Regions from separate parts of the Homo sapiens genome. Here region 2 is linked to region 1. The links are chromatin loops, found by intact Hi-C in ENCODE. Cell type or tissue: HCT116. All regions are shown on one strand.

What was found. Peaks named below come from ENCODE experiments on the same cell type or tissue, not always from the same donor. Only the 100,000 strongest peaks of a DNase experiment are listed, where the experiment ranks them.
Region 2: a loop joins it to region 1, with 9 times the contacts of the local background. A loop is called at or near these places in 3 of 110 quality-filtered maps.

The regions. Positions count from the first base shown.
Region 1 is chr10:104,041,013-104,049,012 of GRCh38, reverse strand. It overlaps COL17A1 (collagen type XVII alpha 1 chain), which reads left to right. Exons shown (of 56, transcript NM_000494.4): 30 at 909-944; 31 at 1,203-1,274; 32 at 2,240-2,266; 33 at 3,220-3,255; 34 at 5,153-5,188; 35 at 5,432-5,512; 36 at 6,558-6,593; 37 at 7,475-7,528; 38 at 7,669-7,710; 39 at 7,895-7,948. MIR936 (microRNA 936) reads left to right here and starts at 827; the gene lies at 827-924. In HCT116, a CTCF peak has its summit at 3,357 (motif pointing left); a DNase peak (open chromatin) is centred at 3,372.
Region 2 is chr10:104,271,309-104,279,308 of GRCh38, reverse strand. It overlaps GSTO2 (glutathione S-transferase omega 2), which reads right to left. Exons shown (of 7, transcript NM_183239.2): 2 at 4,360-4,624; 3 at 3,975-4,083; 4 at 1,193-1,415. The coding sequence starts at 4,393. Among named protein-coding and RNA genes, the nearest start is that of GSTO2, 6.1 kb to the right of the region's middle. In HCT116, a CTCF peak has its summit at 4,456; a DNase peak (open chromatin) is centred at 4,418; H3K4me3 peaks cover 2,129 bases; H3K27ac peaks cover 1,448 bases.

The DNA.
Region 1 (8,000 bases):
AAACTGACCAAGAATCTCAGAGGTAGCCAGGTGCAGTGATTCACGCCTGTAATCCCTGGGACTCAGGATGATCGCTTGAACTCAGGAGTTGGAGGCTGCAGTGAGCCATGATTACACCACTGCGCTACAGTCTGGGTGACAGAGCAAGAATTCATCTCTCAAAAAAAAACCAAAAAAAAAAAAGACCATGTTGAGGATCAAACCCAAGAAGGGTTTAAGCCTTACCTGTGGAGATGCAGCATGTGTACTCTCGTTCACTTCCCCAGCTGTGAGTGCTGACACTGTGCTAGGCAAATGAGATGCTTTACCTCCCTCAAGGGGAGATAAGACTTGCATGAGGTGACAAGTGTCACGCAAGGTACAGAGTGCTGTGAGGATACAGTCAAAGGAGAGATTTCTTCCAATAGGAAGGACGGAGGAGGGGGCATTTCAAGTGGTCCCAAAAAGTTGGAAAGATTTTAAGCATGACCAGTCTGGAAAATTCCATGCAGGGATGACAGCACGAGCAGGGAAAGACAAAGAAATGGGAAAGAGCAAGATATGGTCCCAGAAGGCCACCATTTTGGAGAGAGGTTACAATAATGCCTAGAGCAGAGGAGACAAGAACATGGAGGACCTTGACTTCTAGGCCCTCAAGTAAACGCGACAAGCATTGAGCATCGAGGCGCTTGAGATGCAATGGGAAGGCACTGAACAATTCTCAACAGGAAAAGAGACAATTGCTGGTTTAGGAGAAGGGGCAGTGGGAGTACCGTATCCAGAGAGTGTGACAGACAGGGCTGTCCCGTGGCTGATGGCTGCGTGGGCTCCTGGGACACAATGTGCTTCAAGGCCACTGGGACAGTAGAGGGAGGAATCGCAGAAATCACTCCAGGAGCAACTGAGAGACCTTGCTTCTACTTTACCAGGTCCTGCTGGCCCAGACGGACACCAAGGCCCAAGAGGTTGGTCACTCATCTGCTGCCCCCAGCCTCACTCCCGTCACAGCCCCTGTTCCAGCATGCAGCCCTCAGTCCCCTTAACCATAGTGCAGAGGAGCATATAGCATGTGGAAGTGTGCAGTGTCCAGTTCTGTTCCCCTTCTCCTTTCCACCTGCCAGCAAGTCAATTAGGAAAACCCTCAGAAACTATCAGTTCAGATGTGATAACCAGTTTAGCTTTCCTAAATGTAAACACTTCCACGTTGGCCATTCTCTCTCTAGGTGAACAAGGTCTTACTGGGATGCCTGGAATCCGTGGCCCACCAGGACCTTCTGGAGACCCAGGAAAGCCAGGTAACAGAGCAGGAAGAGGGAGCCATGGCCCTGCTTAGTGTGTGTGTGCTTTGTGTGTGTGGATGTAGGCATGTGTGTGCGTGTGCATGTGCAGGTGTGCAGGTTGTGGGGGAAGGGGTGTATATGTGCATGGTTGTGTGTGTGCATGCAGGTGTTTACAAATGCACCCATGTGTGCCTTATCCCGTTTTCCTCCAGCAGCTCAGCAGGGAACTGCCATAGTGTTAGGTTGTTTTGCGTGCAGTGGCTGTAGGCCCTGGCACCTCTGGGTAACTAAGTCTGGCAATTCAGAAGAGTGGGATTAACAGCTAAACATAAGGATTTCTAGAAAGGGGCAAGGACACTCTTAAAACTGCAGACTTGAAGGTCACCTCGCTATCTTGCTCCTCTGAGCCCTTCTCCTCTTGTCCTCCTCTCCTGTACTGGGCCCTCACCAACACCCACGAGGCCGAGGAGGAAGCCATTGTTAGAGTCTCCACCGAGAGCAAAGAGCAAACTTCTCAGGGTTGCAGGAAGAACAAATGAAAACCAGCCAAGAAAGCTGTGTGGTCAAGGCGGGTGGGCATTCATCGGGGGCCTCTGAGAGTAGGGGCCTCCTCAGCCTCCTTTGGCGGGTGCCCAGACAGGAGCCATAGAGGGGGAACCTGGGGCAGCATTGGGATCCGTGAGTGTTGAGCATTCCGGATTTGTGGCTCTCCTCAGATTCCAAAAGGGTCTGTGAACCCAGATAGGCTCAGCACCATTGCCTGAGAAAGTGGTGGGTCGCTTCACTGCAAAGCCCGAAGAACTGCTCTCCATCCAGAGCTGAGAGGTCCAAGGATGCTGGCTGCCCCGGCATGAGACGTGTCCTTCTGTACCCACTGACCCCTCCACTGCAGTGTCCACCGGTTTCTGCAGGTGTGGGTGTGGCTACCAGGGATGGCCTCCACCCTTCAACTCTTCCCTCTTGTGTCTGATTTTCTGCAGGTCTCACAGGACCCCAGGGACCTCAGGGTGAGTCGCTGGATCATTCCCACCTGCTGTCTCCCACCTTCTCCTGGGGTAACTGCTTGGGCCAGGGCTTTTCCTGCAGTCACCAGAGTTTCCTCTCCTCCACCAACTCCCTGGCACACACTCCCTTTCACTATGAGTCGTGAGAAGCACCTTAGGAAGGAAAAATAGGCACAGAACAATCTAGAACACCATTCGAGTAGAAATGAGATTAGATTGTGTGTCAATTCTGTCTGCCTGTGCCCTGTTCCCCTCGGGTGCAGGAATCTGAGAGGAACCCCAAGCTCATAGCTGAGCTCCCACTAGCCAGGAGAGCTGTTAGTCCAGAGGCCCAAGTTCCCCCACTGGCATGACAGGGCATGGGCGCTCATCCTTGTTCGGGAAAGCCCAGTTTCTCTGGGACAGCCTCAGTGTTAAAGCCTGTCCTGTAATTGGACCATTGTGCCCCCATATCACTACATTCATCCCCTAATTTCCTGAAAGAAATTAGGCAAAGATTGAAAATGAAATCAGGCAGCAGCCCCCCAGCAGTTGAATTCATAGGGACATGCTTCCAATGCTCTTACAGAGGAGTTCAGTAGTTAAAGGCAAGAGGGTGATGCTGCATTGGACTCAGGAAGCCGAGCCCCTCCCCTGCAGGGGAGAAGGGAGACAGAGGCTGCTCTGCAGGCTCCAGGTGGCTCATAACCCCAAGGGATGGAACCCTCCAAAACTGAGCCCATAGGCCTCTGCCTGCTCCAAGCCAAGCTGTTGCCCCATTTCCCAAAGAGGGACAAGGGCTCAGAGCAAGAGGCTCCCCGGGGTTGTCTAGACTAAGGCGGAAGGCAAAGCTGGTGCGTCCCAGGGTTTCAGTCAGCAGTGTGGCTGTGCTGAGTGACGGAGCACTAGTGACCACCCAAGGGTATCTGGAATTGCTGGGCCTTCATCGTCCTGACTACTTGTTCTAATCACATCAGGACTTCCCGGTACCCCTGGCCGACCAGGAATAAAAGGTAAGTGAATTTCCAAATGAGATTTCTTTCTTTTCACTGGCCATTTTTGTGGAAGGAAGGGATGGACAGGAGGAGGCCTCTCTCTGGCCAGAGCCTGGATCAACAGTGGCATCTAGTGGTTCTAGCAGAGGGCTATGAGGCTGGGAGCCCAGGGATTTGTGAACCAAGCCCAGTCCTCAAGCCCCACCCCTCCCCAAACACCTCCCCACCCCACAAACCTGAGCCTTGCTTTCATACTTGGATGTCTCCAGGCCACTGTTACAGGAGGTTCTAGAAGGGCACTGCCCTCCCCAAAGCCTTTCTGTGCCCTGTTTTGCCTCTAAATGCCCCCATTAGTGCTTCATCCCCCTGGTATGTAGGCTTGGTCCCCTCCTAACAAGTCTTTTCCCCTGGGGCAGGAGCTACCTTTGCCCTTATCATTCATATCAGCCTTGGTGTGAATGGCTACATCAGACCCTTCCTGAGAGGAGGCTTTAGTACAGGCAGAGAGGAGTGTTAAGATGCTACTGAGAGGGCAAGTCGGGTACTCAGAGGGGAGCTCATCCTCGGGGGTCTGACTGGGGCAATGTGGTGATGCCCATGCACACAGTGACCCTCTTGTCCAGTTCTGCCTATCAGACCTCAACCCCGAGCAAGTTCAGGGACCCACAGTGCTCAGGGATGGTCTTTGTCCTTCTGTTCCTTTGATTCCAACACGCTCCTGAACTTTGACATTCTATGGAGCTGTGCTCTGTCATGAGCAGTCACTGTCACTCTTGGTGGGACCCTAAAATAACCACTTTCCAGAAATCATTTCCAATGACTGATTGGGCCAAGGAGTTCTTTAGGGCTAACTAAATGTAATTCCAAAATAATGATAACTGAGTTTATAGGTCCCAGGCAGACCACACTAGGTCCGTGGATATGTTCACGAATGGATGGTACCTTTTGTAAGAGTCTCATAGGTTTTGGAATTCCCAAGAATAACAGAAACCTTCCCTTTTTGAGGGCCCGTGACTTCCAGTCCAAGGGGGAGTTCAGACCCTGCCTGGACAACATGCACAAGAGGGGCCATTTTACCGAACGTTGGATTGCATCCCAACAAAACAAACTCAAGTGCTTCTCCCGTCTTGTTCATGAGCCCTGGCTGAAGGATGGTGAGCAGAGACCATCCCTCTGCTTTCCTTTAGGGGAGAGAGCAATAGTCTCCTTTCATTGTGTGAATGACTGAATTGCTAACAGAACTTGAGAAATGAAAAAAGGGGCCCCTAAAGAATGGTTTCCCCAAGTGAGTCCGTGGATTGTCAGTTCTCAGCACTGCATCCAGTTGATACGTTTGGGAATGTCCTCTTCTCGAAAGTTCTCCACGCACACTTGTATTTTCAATGCTCTGAGACACAAGGCAGAAAAGAGATCTTGTTAACCTTTATATAACTCAGACCTTCTTAGACTTACCCACTGCAGAGCCCCCCTTTAATCCTGCACAGCCCCTACAACTGTCCCACAGAGCACTCTAGGAATCCCGCTCTACCTGGCGGGCTCATCGCCTCTGTCCTTTGACCTTTGAGTAATTTTCCCACCTAAGGCGATTCCCAGGCAGAGGTGGTGGAATGTGGGAGCATGAAGGACTCTCCAGTCAGCCCCATTCTGGGCTCACTGAAAGGCAAGCTTTCCACATCCTCAAGTGAAGCCACTTCTCTGAATGAAGACGGATGCTCTGGCCTCCAGGGACTCTGGCTGAAAGATTGGGGCTTAATGCATCCTGCTTGCCTTCCTTCAGTTCATTAAAATGCCTTTAGCCTGATGGTGAGAGGCCCAGAAGTGGGTCCCAAATGCAATCAGAAGCCTTGAAAATGGCTTATTGAGCCACTAATTGATCCTCAGAACAACCACTCTCAGCCTTTTCCTCTCTTCCTAGGTGAACCAGGAGCTCCAGGCAAGATCGTGACTTCGGGTAGGCAGGTCCTAGAGGGACCCTCCTTTCTGTGTCTTTCTTATACTGGGCACCTACCTTGACTCTGCAGCGTTCTGGGCAGGATGTGGCTGGGAGTTTTTTGGATCAGTAGCGGGGGAGGAGGGAAATTTAGCAGCGATGAGAAGAAGAAATGCCAGGCTGCCCACCACAACCTGGCTTGGGTCCCAGCGCCTCTGAGTGAGAAAAGTAGGGCTCAATGTTCCATGTGCCTTCTGTTTTCAGAGGGGTCATCGATGCTCACTGTCCCAGGCCCCCCAGGACCTCCTGGAGCCATGGGACCCCCAGGACCTCCAGGTGCCCCAGGTCAGTCTATTTTCTTGCTTTGCCCCAAATCAGCAATAGGTCTTGGCGGTAGTGACTCTAGCCATATTTCTTCAGATCCTGAAACCCAGGGCAGGAACTGAACCTGGTAAAGAGAATAAGGAGTTTGGCCTGAGAAAAGCAAACTCTTGCATTCTCAGACAATGAGGTAGATCAGTTATCCTACTTCACAGCATAGGAGGTGAATGTGCTCTCAGCATTTAGAGAAGGGGAGGCTGAGGCTTGGAGTGGGTAAATGACTTGCCCAAGGTCCCACGGCCAATAAGCAGCAGGACAAAGGATTTGGCCCAGATCAGTCTACCTCCAGAGCCTGTGGCCAATCAGAAGACTCAGTCCTTGAGCCCTTTGTTTCCTCCTGGAAAACAATTTGATATTCTGCATCCAGGGCAACAAAAATGCTAGGTATCTATTTGAAGAAAATATCTCCACATGGGATGGTGACAAAAATATGAAAACTTCTGAACAAAGTTGTTAGGAGATAAAACGTTTATTGAAAGAGCAGGACACTCACTAATGCCTGCTCTGTGGTTTCAACTGTATTAATACAAGATGCAAAAAAGAAAAAATGCTGGAAGAAAATAAAATGCCCACACATTGAAGAGTTATGGACAATTTGTTTCCTACCTTTCCAAAGTGCCTGTTATTTTGTTATATGTGTTTTTAATTATTTTAAATTTTTATGTACAAATGAAGTACACAACTTACCACAACCAAGGCCAGAATGTACCAGCCTTCCCTCCTGACAAGCTCCAGTGAGAAGGAGTACATAGAGGCATGTAGAAGTCCCTAACCATTACAGGACAGCAGCAGAGGGGGCAGTCCCGCCTGCCCCGGGGTCCCGGTGCCTGTCAGAGATGTTCTCACGCAACTGGACCGCAGGGCTGATCTCGAATTGCTTATTGCTCTCAAATAAGCAAGGTGGCCTCTTTGGGTCTCTGTTCCATGCCTTGGGAGGAATTATGCCTTTAGTTCTTCCTATGACCCTACATGCATGATTTAGCCTTTTCTTCCTCAACCCCGTTTCCAGGCCCTGCCGGCCCAGCTGGTCTCCCAGGACATCAAGGTATGTCACACCCTGCAAGAATGCAAAGCGATGGGCCCAGTCGGGAGGACTTTCCTCTCAGGGTGGACATGGGCCTCTCTGTTCTAGATGACGTGAAAGGTGTGTTTTGGAAAAGGAGGACAGGGCCAGGGCTCTTCACCGGGGTCTTGCAAGGTGATTCCCTGGGGCTTGGGGCAGCTGTCAGAGAAGTTCTGGGATTACAAGAGGACCAGGGGCAGACTTGGCCTTGAAGATGAGTATCTGGCAGGAGTGTACAGCTGACCCAGAGAGCAATGACAACCGTCTGTGGGTTCTCGGCTGCAGGCCCAGGCTGAGAGGACTCACTCCCGGGTCCTTTAAGGAGCCCAGGTGGAGACTGCCGGGCCTCCCACCTGGACATCTGGAGTGCAGAACAGCAGAGGCTTCAGCCCACCCGGTCCAGCGCTCACTCTGAGCTATCACTGTGTTAGGAGCTTGGTCTTCAGTGTTTCACCGAGTCTTCCCAACACCCCCGTGATGTAGATCTTTTTGACCTTGGTTTACAGAGGAGGAAACTGAGGCTGAAAGAGGTTGAGAACTTGCCCAAAGTCACCAGCTAGACGTGTGGGAGCAGGGGTTTGAACTCAGACTTTCTGACACCGAAATCCAATGTATCCCCATCATTCCACATGCTCTTATCAGCTGTCAGGGAGCTTGACTATGGTCCTGCCCTGCCTCTGAGTGAGGGGCACCCTTAGCAGATGAGGTGCTGCAGGCTCTTGTGCCATGACACAGGGCCTGGTGTCTGGGCTGTGAGGGTAGCCTGGAGTGCCTGGAACTGCAGATCCAGTGAGAGGTGAGAAGTGTGGCAGAGAGCAGCCTCGTGACAGCTTTTGCTCATTTCTATTTTCTTCTCTCTATAGAAGTTCTTAATTTACAAGGTCCCCCAGGCCCACCCGGCCCACGCGGGCCACCAGGTGAGTATCTTGGAGACCTTTGGAAGGTGGGGAGTTTGGGGGACAGGAGATTCAATGCACTTAGTGAGGAAGCCAAGATCCTCAGGGGTGGCATCAGCTCCCTGAGCTCAGCATGGCCTCTTCCTTGCTCTCTTCTGCAGGGCCTTCCATTCCAGGCCCACCAGGACCCCGAGGCCCACCAGGTGAGAGCCGAGCTTACCACTGGGAGGTGGGAGGGGGAGGTGAGAGGTGGGTAGCAATGGGACCCTGAGCCCAGGGCCCTCTGGGCTGGCTTATAGGAAAGAGCTTCCCTGCTGCCTCCTCCTGAGCAGAGGGTTCCTGGCTCCCCTCTTGGCACTAATAAGTCTTGGGGGTTCTCTTTCCTAGGGGAGGGTTTGCCAGGCCCACCAGGCCCACCAGGATCGTTCCTGTCCAACTCAGGTAATGTCAGGGAGTCAAGTCGCACCTGTTCTCCACCTCAGCCCTTGTCCTG
Region 2 (8,000 bases), 230 kb before region 1:
CCTGAAAAGGCAGCGAAGCTTTATAACTCCAGCCTAACAGGGCAACACCCACATCAGACCCCCCAGCTCCCTGTGAGAGGCACTAGGTTTTCTCTGTGGTTCCGGTTCTCAGTAGGAATCTACTTCTTATAGTACCCTGGGAAAGCAGGGTGCTTTAGGAGGGTTTCTCCAGTGCTCCTTACTTGATCAGCTGCTTCCATGCTATACATTCTTAGGTGGGACACTCAACCTCTCTAAGCCTCAGTGTTCTCATCTGAAAAATGGATACGATAGCAGTACCCACTTCAAAGGGCAGTTGGATTAAATGAGTTAGCTCCTACAAAGTAACTAGGACAGTGCCTGGCACATCATAAGTGTTCGATATATGTCAGCTGTTAATATCATTGAGGTTTTTAAAAATTCCTTTTCAAAGACACCATCTTAAAATTTCTCCATTCTTTTTTCTTTCATTATCAAAGCTGCCACCATTTATCTATTCTTCACATTTCCTGGACAGCAGGCACTCTTATGCTTCTAAAGAGCATCACTGGCCAGGCACAGTGGCTCACGTCTGTAATCCTAGCACTTTGGGAGGCCGAGGCAGGCAGATCACTTGAGGTCAGGAGTTCAAGACCAGCCTGGCCAATATGGTGAAACCCCATCTCTACTAAAAATACAACAATTAGGGGGTGTGGTGGCATGCGCCTGTAATCCCAGCTACTCAGGAGGCTGAGGCAGGAAAATTGCTTAAACCCAGGTGGCAGAGGTTGCAGTGAGCCGAGATGGTGCCACTGCACTCCAGCCTGGGTGACAGAGCGAGACTCCGTCTCAAAAAAAAAATAATAAAAAAGCATCACCTTCTATGCATAATCTTCGCACTCCATTACTTTTTACCTGAAGCTGGAGAAATACTCCCTTTAAGGATCACCAGTTTTCAGTTCTTTCAGTATTCCTGCTTCAAGTTACACGGTCATTGCCATGTCATAACCATACCTCCTGAGCCTGCCAGTTGAAATGGAGAAGCGCCTAGCAGTTAAGCCTTTAATATCAGTGGCCATGCTCTACCCTAATTCCATGCTAGCTAATCTCCTGAGGATCACATGGTATCAAAACAAAACAGTTTCACCAATGATTTGGCTTTAAAATGGGTTGAGGTTTGGGAAAGACATGCAAAGTAAAATACAGTGTGAGTGACTTTTTAAATTGAATATACCTTACAAAATAGCTCCAATAACATCTTTTGGCGAGCTCGTTCATAAGGGTCATATGGAAACAGCTTCCTTCCTGGATAAGCATCATCCAGGTACTCACAAGCAATAACAGATTCATAGATCAGTTGACATTGGCTGGTCTCCAGGACAGGAATGTGGCCAAAAGGGTGCTTTGTATAGTACCATTCAGGCTTGTTTCTCAGGTTAATGTTGACCACTTCATGTCTTAAAAAGCAAAAGGAAAACAAGACAGAACAAAAATGAGAGGCATCTGCAGGCAGGCACTCTTCTTGAAAGCAGAAGCAATCAGTTTAAAAGTTAAAATTTGCAATTAGTGTTTTAAGGTTTAAGTTTTGTATAAAATACATAACATCATCATCTTCCTTCCTGCAGTAAGATGTGTCGGATGTTTTCCATGCCTTATCTCAGTTGTTCCTCATAATTCCCCCTGAAGTAGGCTCACCTCATAGGAAAGAAGACTCAAGGGGGTTGAATCTCACACCCAATACCACCCACTAAGAAGTAGTAGAGCTGGCCGGGCGCGGTGCCTCACACCTGTAATCCCAGCACTTTGGGAGGCTGGGGCGGGCAGATCATCTGAGGTCAGGAATTCAAGACCTGCCTGGCCAACATGGCAAAACCCCATCTCTACTAAAAAATACAAAAAAGTAGCCAGGCATGGTGGCGGGCGCCTGTAACCCCAGCTACTTGGGAGACTGAGGCAGGAGAATTGCTTGAACCCGGGAGGTGGAGGTTGCAGTGAGCTGAGATTACACCACTGTACTCCAGCCTGGGCAAGAAACTCCATCTAAAAAAAAAAAAAAGTAGTAGAGCCAAGATCACAGCCAGGCAGACAGACTCAGAGCTCACACACTTAACCATGGCATTAGAGAGTTTAGTACATTCTACAGCTTGAAAATACAAATCTGGTATTAACAGGTCACAACAGAATATGGTAAATGTTAACAATTAAGAGTATGAGTTTTGGCATCAGAATAAACGGTCTAGCTTGGGACCTTAACCGAATTCCTAACCTCTCTGTGCTCAGTGTCCTTAATTATAAAATGGGGCTAATAATTACACCCATCTCTTGGTACTGTGGTGGGGATATGTATAAAGTGTTTAGGACAGTGCCTGGCACATAAGCATGCAATAACTTTTTTAATTCTTCTTCTAATTATTAGATGTTCAAATAATACTATTATTATTTAATGTTCACATAATACAATTATTATTTAGATAACTATATAGTTACCAGAAGCATGAACGTATGTTTAAAAACATGAAAGGAAACAAATGGGAACGTTCATTGCTTAGTCTAGGAGATTGTCTTAAACCTACAGCAGAGGCTGGATGAGGTGGCTCACACCTGTAATCTCAGCACTTTGAGAGGCCAGGGTGGGAGGATTGCTTGAGCCCAAGATTTCGAGACCAGCATAGGCCACATAGCAAGACCTAAAGCAGTGGGTCTCAACCTAAAGCAATGGGTCTCGACTAGAAGTGATTTTTGGCCTCCTTCCCAAGGGACATATCACTATGTCTGGAGACATGGTTTTGTTGTCACAACTGAAGGTAGTGCATAGGGAAGGGGGACTCTACTGTCATTGAATGGGTAGAGACCAAGGATACTGCTAAACATCCAGTGATGGACAGGACAGCTTCTATCCCACCTCTCCAACAAAGAATTATCTGGCCTAAACTGTCAACAGTGCCAAGTTTGAGAAACGCTGACCTAAGGAAATACATCAGCTCCTAAGCTGATAATTTATCACCAAATGGGCAAAACATCCAGTTGTTGTTATTTTCCTCAAAAAACAGGTAACCTTAAGGTCAGCTTAATTTGAGCAAAAGGGAAGAATGTGGAAATACAGGCCCTATATACTCAACAAGGCAGATTTACATAATTTTATTTAAAACATCTCTGTATTAGTCTTTGTATCTCTCTGACATGAGTCTGAAACTCTGAAGTCACCCCCTTGTGATGGACTCTCCGAGACAAGAGTCGGGAGCCTGGAGTGACATATTCTCAACACTCTAGCTTGGAGGCCAGCTGCATTATGCAGTCCACATCCCAGCAAAGCTGCTCTGCCCTCCAAATCCAGACCTGCAGGAGCTGGTTTTGCAAACTTCCTTTTGGAAGCATCTGTACCCATTTCTCAAGTTTTCAAGGTGTCTTGAAAACTTCCAGACACCTCTTGATAGCAATTCCTTCTATTTCATTGTTTGGAAAGATTTGTTCATTCATTTAACAGATGTTTTTTGAGCATCCACTATGTGACAGGCTCTCTCCTAGCTCATGAATAAAAGAGACAGAGTTCCTACCCTCGAGAACGCACATGGGTGAAGGGGACTGGGGAGGGGAGATGGATGAACAAATAAGAAAATGCTGGATGCAGTAAGTTCAATAAAGAAAGGAAACAGTGACCTAAGATGCCTGGGGTGTGGTGGGGGAACTACCTCTGTGGAGCAGTCAGGTAAGGCCTCAGTAGTGTTGGCTGTGCCCTTAAACATTCTGGGAGGGAACCAGTTCACCAGCCCCATCATTCACATTACTCTGCGCTGGGCTAGAAGTTTCATGCATAGGCGTGACTCGGAAAAGGGCTCCGCATTTCAGTAGGGCCCGCTAAAAAAAAGCTCGCCCTTTGCTATTTGTTGACTTTGCCTCCGAAAAAAGGGACAGGGAGCCCCTTGTAAAAGCTGAGCAGGGCGCCCCAGATGTTAAACATTCCCGGGCTCCTGTGAGGCGCTGGGTTTGCTCGGGGGCTCTGGGTTCCCGCTTCTCACCTGATGTCTTTGGCCTTGAGGACGAGGCGGGTCCTGTGAGAATAGGGGCAGAACCTCATGCTGTAGATGCGGATCAGCCCCTCCGGGACTGGCCCTGGGGGCTGGCTTCCTGCAGAGCAGCGATGGAGGGGGACAGGGAAAGGAGAGGCTAGTCAGCCCGGTGAGGAAGGAGCTCGCTCACTTGCCCAGATCCCAAGATGGCTGTGGGAGCTCCAACTCCCAAGTCCCAGAGAGGGCAGTGCTGCATGTGGCTTTTCTTCAGGAGAGCCCTCCAAGTCCCTTCCTGCCCCGCCGGTCTGCAGGCCAAGGCCAGGCAGCTCCGCCGAAGCCAACATTTTCTGTCACGCGGCGCCCCCAGCTCGCGGACCCCATGGAGAGCACTCACCTTTCCCCAGGGTCCTGGTCGCATCCCCAGACATGGTCTCCAGGTGGTTTGCGCAGCTCCCGGAGCTCACGGTCGCCGCCCTGTGGCTCGCCACCGCTGCCGCAGGCTCCAGAAACAGCTGCGCTCTGGCGCGCACCCCTTGCCCCAAATTTAATTTTTGAACTACTGGGCTCTGGCGGGGCACGGGGAAGCGATCTGGAGCAGGAGCTAGGGTAATTTAACCTGGGGAGACATCGCCCCAGATTTGGAAGCCCGAGAGTAGGAGCTGGCAAAAAACAAAACAAGACAAAATAACACCAGAAAAGCTCCCCCTTGCTCTGGACATGTGCTTAAAGCTTTGGAGGGGCCTCCTCTACATCAAGAATCCCTCAAGAATGGGCATTTAAACTCCAACATGGATTTCAAAGGAGTTTAATCAAAACTGACTAGGGTAAAGCTGACTTTTTTTTTCCCATTCTGAATCTCTTGCATCACTAAACTGGCCACTCTTTGGTAAGTAAGTACAGCTTTAAAAAATAATAAGGCCAAACATTCTCATGATACAGCAACTAGGAAAGAAAAAGTCATTGGTGTTGAAATCTCACATACCCCAGAGAGTGAGTGCCTCCTAGACACCTAGACAACTTTGGTGTCTAGACAACTCACATTTTGCACCCTAGACACCTCAGTTGCCTCATCCCAGTCCTGGCCCTACTTGTGAGATTTTACCCAAGCTCTGAAAAACTGGCAATGAATAAAATTAAGATACCTGGAGGCAAAGAACAATTTGTGAGCTTCCCCCGTTCCCCAGCATAAATTTTTGAGAACACTCTTACTAGTTGCCAAGGATACATTGCCAACAGCCCAGCCATATAGGGGCGACTTGCACAGCTTTTCTGTTTACGTGAGATAATAGACGTGGCTTTGGCTCTGATGCTGATAAGCTGAGATCCTGAATTTCAGCAGGTAAAAAAATAATTCCTTAAATTTTCCAGAATTGAGCTGATGTGGGAATTGCTTGTAAATGCATTTTGTAGGATTAACAGATCATGAAGGAAAGAAAAATATTTTCTGTGTCTCACTCATACTGACTAAATTATTTCCATAGATTACCTTGATTCCTACAATTGCTCAGTCAGGCAACTCATATTATTTCTACTTTTCAAAACAGAAAACAGCTTCAGAAAAATGAAATTATTTGCCCAAAGTGACCAGCTAGTAGGGTTGAAGAACTTTAAAAGTCCAAAGCTTGACTCGTTGTCTTGACCTTTAAAACTGGTAATAGTGTTAGGAGGAAAGGATTTTAAGTCCAGGAAAAGATATAGCACGTAATGGCTGCTCAACAAATAATACTTGAATCTAAATATCTTTTATTAAAATGACAGAGCCTAATTATGTAGCTTATAACTGGGTACTGTTTGGCCTTTGGAATTCCAGTCTATCCAGAACTTCTTGGTTAATAATAGTGTTAACATTTTTTGCTAGTGAATAAGAATCTTTGCAAATCTTCAGAATAGTGACTCAACTACATTTTTTGCTGTCATTCAATGATTTCATGTGAAATAAGCTTAGATAATAATATGGAAAGTATTAACATTTTATAAGAATCAGGGAATGGCAAAAATGTTTGAATAAATGTTCTCTGAAAATAAAATGCATATATGTCAGCAAGAAATCTGGTGTTGGAGAAGACATATTGGTTCCCGGCTTGCTACGCTGACAACTTTTCATTTAAGAAGACAGAGAAAGTAACAGAGTAACTTCTACTACTTTGGAGCTAATTCTGATCAAGAAGGACAAATTGGATGGTAAAATAGAAGCAAGAAACACAACCATGTCATCTTAGAGCTCCTGGTAGGTAAGATGACTTCTGGGCATACACATGCATCCCTCATATAAAAAAAGCAGATTTCAAGATAGTTGAGAAAAATATATCCATAGCCTAAAAAAGGCCATAAGAGGGTTGCAAAATCTCAAAATCAAAATAAATTATTACTAATATATATTTGGTGCTTCATGTGTATTGACCCAGTTAATTCTTAAAATAGTCCAATAACTGGGCCGGGTGCGGTGGCTCATGCCTGTAATCCCAGCACTTTGGGAGGCCGAGGCGGGCGGATCACGAGGTCAGGAGATTGAGGCCATCCTGGCTAACGTGGTGAAACCCCGTCTCTACTAAAAACACAAAAATTAGCCGGGCGCGGTGGCAGGCGCCTGTAGTCCCAGCTACTCAGGAGGCTGAGGCAGGAGAACGGCGTGAACCCGGGAGGCGGAGCTTGCTGTGAGCCGAGACTGCGCCACTGCACTCCAGCCTGGGCGACAGAGCGAGACTCCGTCTCAAAAAAAAAAAAAAAAAAAAAAAAAAAAAAAAAAAAAAAAAAAAGTCCCATAACTGTTCTATTTTGATTCACTTTAAAAGATGAGTAAACTGAGACTAGCATAGTTAAGCACTTCTCAACTAGTAAGTGAAAGAGGGAGGACTAGGAACCCTGGAAGTTTGACTCCAGCGGCAACAATCTCAACCAGTATCTTAGTCTTTATCAGATGCCATGAACTGAATGATTGGCAAATGTTTTTACATATATTAAATATTTCAGGCTTTTCAGGCCATCTGGTCTCCACTATTTAGTTCTACACTTGTAGTGTAAAAACAGCCATCGATGATAAATAAACAAATGGGTGTGGCTGTATTTATGGACACACTGAATTTGAACTGCATATATGTATTTTAATAGCCTTTTTTTAAAAAAAAGTTTTAGATTCACAGCAAAATTGAGCAGAAAATACACATTTCCCATATACCCTGTGCCCCCGCACATGCACAGTCTCTTCCACTATCAATATTCCAATCAGAGAGGTACATTTATTACAATCAATGAACCCACATTGACATATTATCACCCAACATCCATAGTTAATATATTAGGGCTCACTCTTGGTGAATTTCATATAATTTTCACATATCACGTTGTGACTGGTTTTTCTTTTTCAACCCTTTAAAAATGTAAAAAATCATTCTTAGATATTGAGCTATAAAAAAACCAACAATTGGTTGGATTTAGCCCAATGGCCTTAATTTGCCCATCCATGGTCTCTGGATAATGGCCAAACTGGGAATTCCATTTGTAAATTAAAAGGTTCCTGGATCCACCTTTCTACTTTGCCAGAAGAGGATGATTTTCCAAGTTTTGTTTTTTCATTCCCACCTTTTAAAAGAAACTAACTCTGAGAGTTGGGAAATGTTCATGAAAAGTGTATCTGTATGTGGGAAATCAAGTTCTGAAATGCCAAGTTAATTTGGTAGAGTTAGAAGACAGGGATGGAAGCTGTTCTCCTCTAAAGGGAAACAATCTAGTGTCAAGGTTCTCAGAACAGGCCCTGGAGCCCAATGGGCTGACTTTTTGAGACCCAGCTTTGGCACTTAGGCAAGCTATCTAACCTTTTTGGATTTCACTTTCCTCACCTGCAAAATGAGAACACCAATAATACCTACTTTATGAATTGTGAGTATCGAATCAAATAGTCCAGGGCATCGTCAGTATAGTAAGAGCTCAGTATACGTCAAAGTTAATGACAAACGCTAGTGAGTAAGAACACATTTTAAATAGCAGAGTGCATTCCAATTTTGTATCCACAAAGATGAAGCACACTGTGATTCGGCT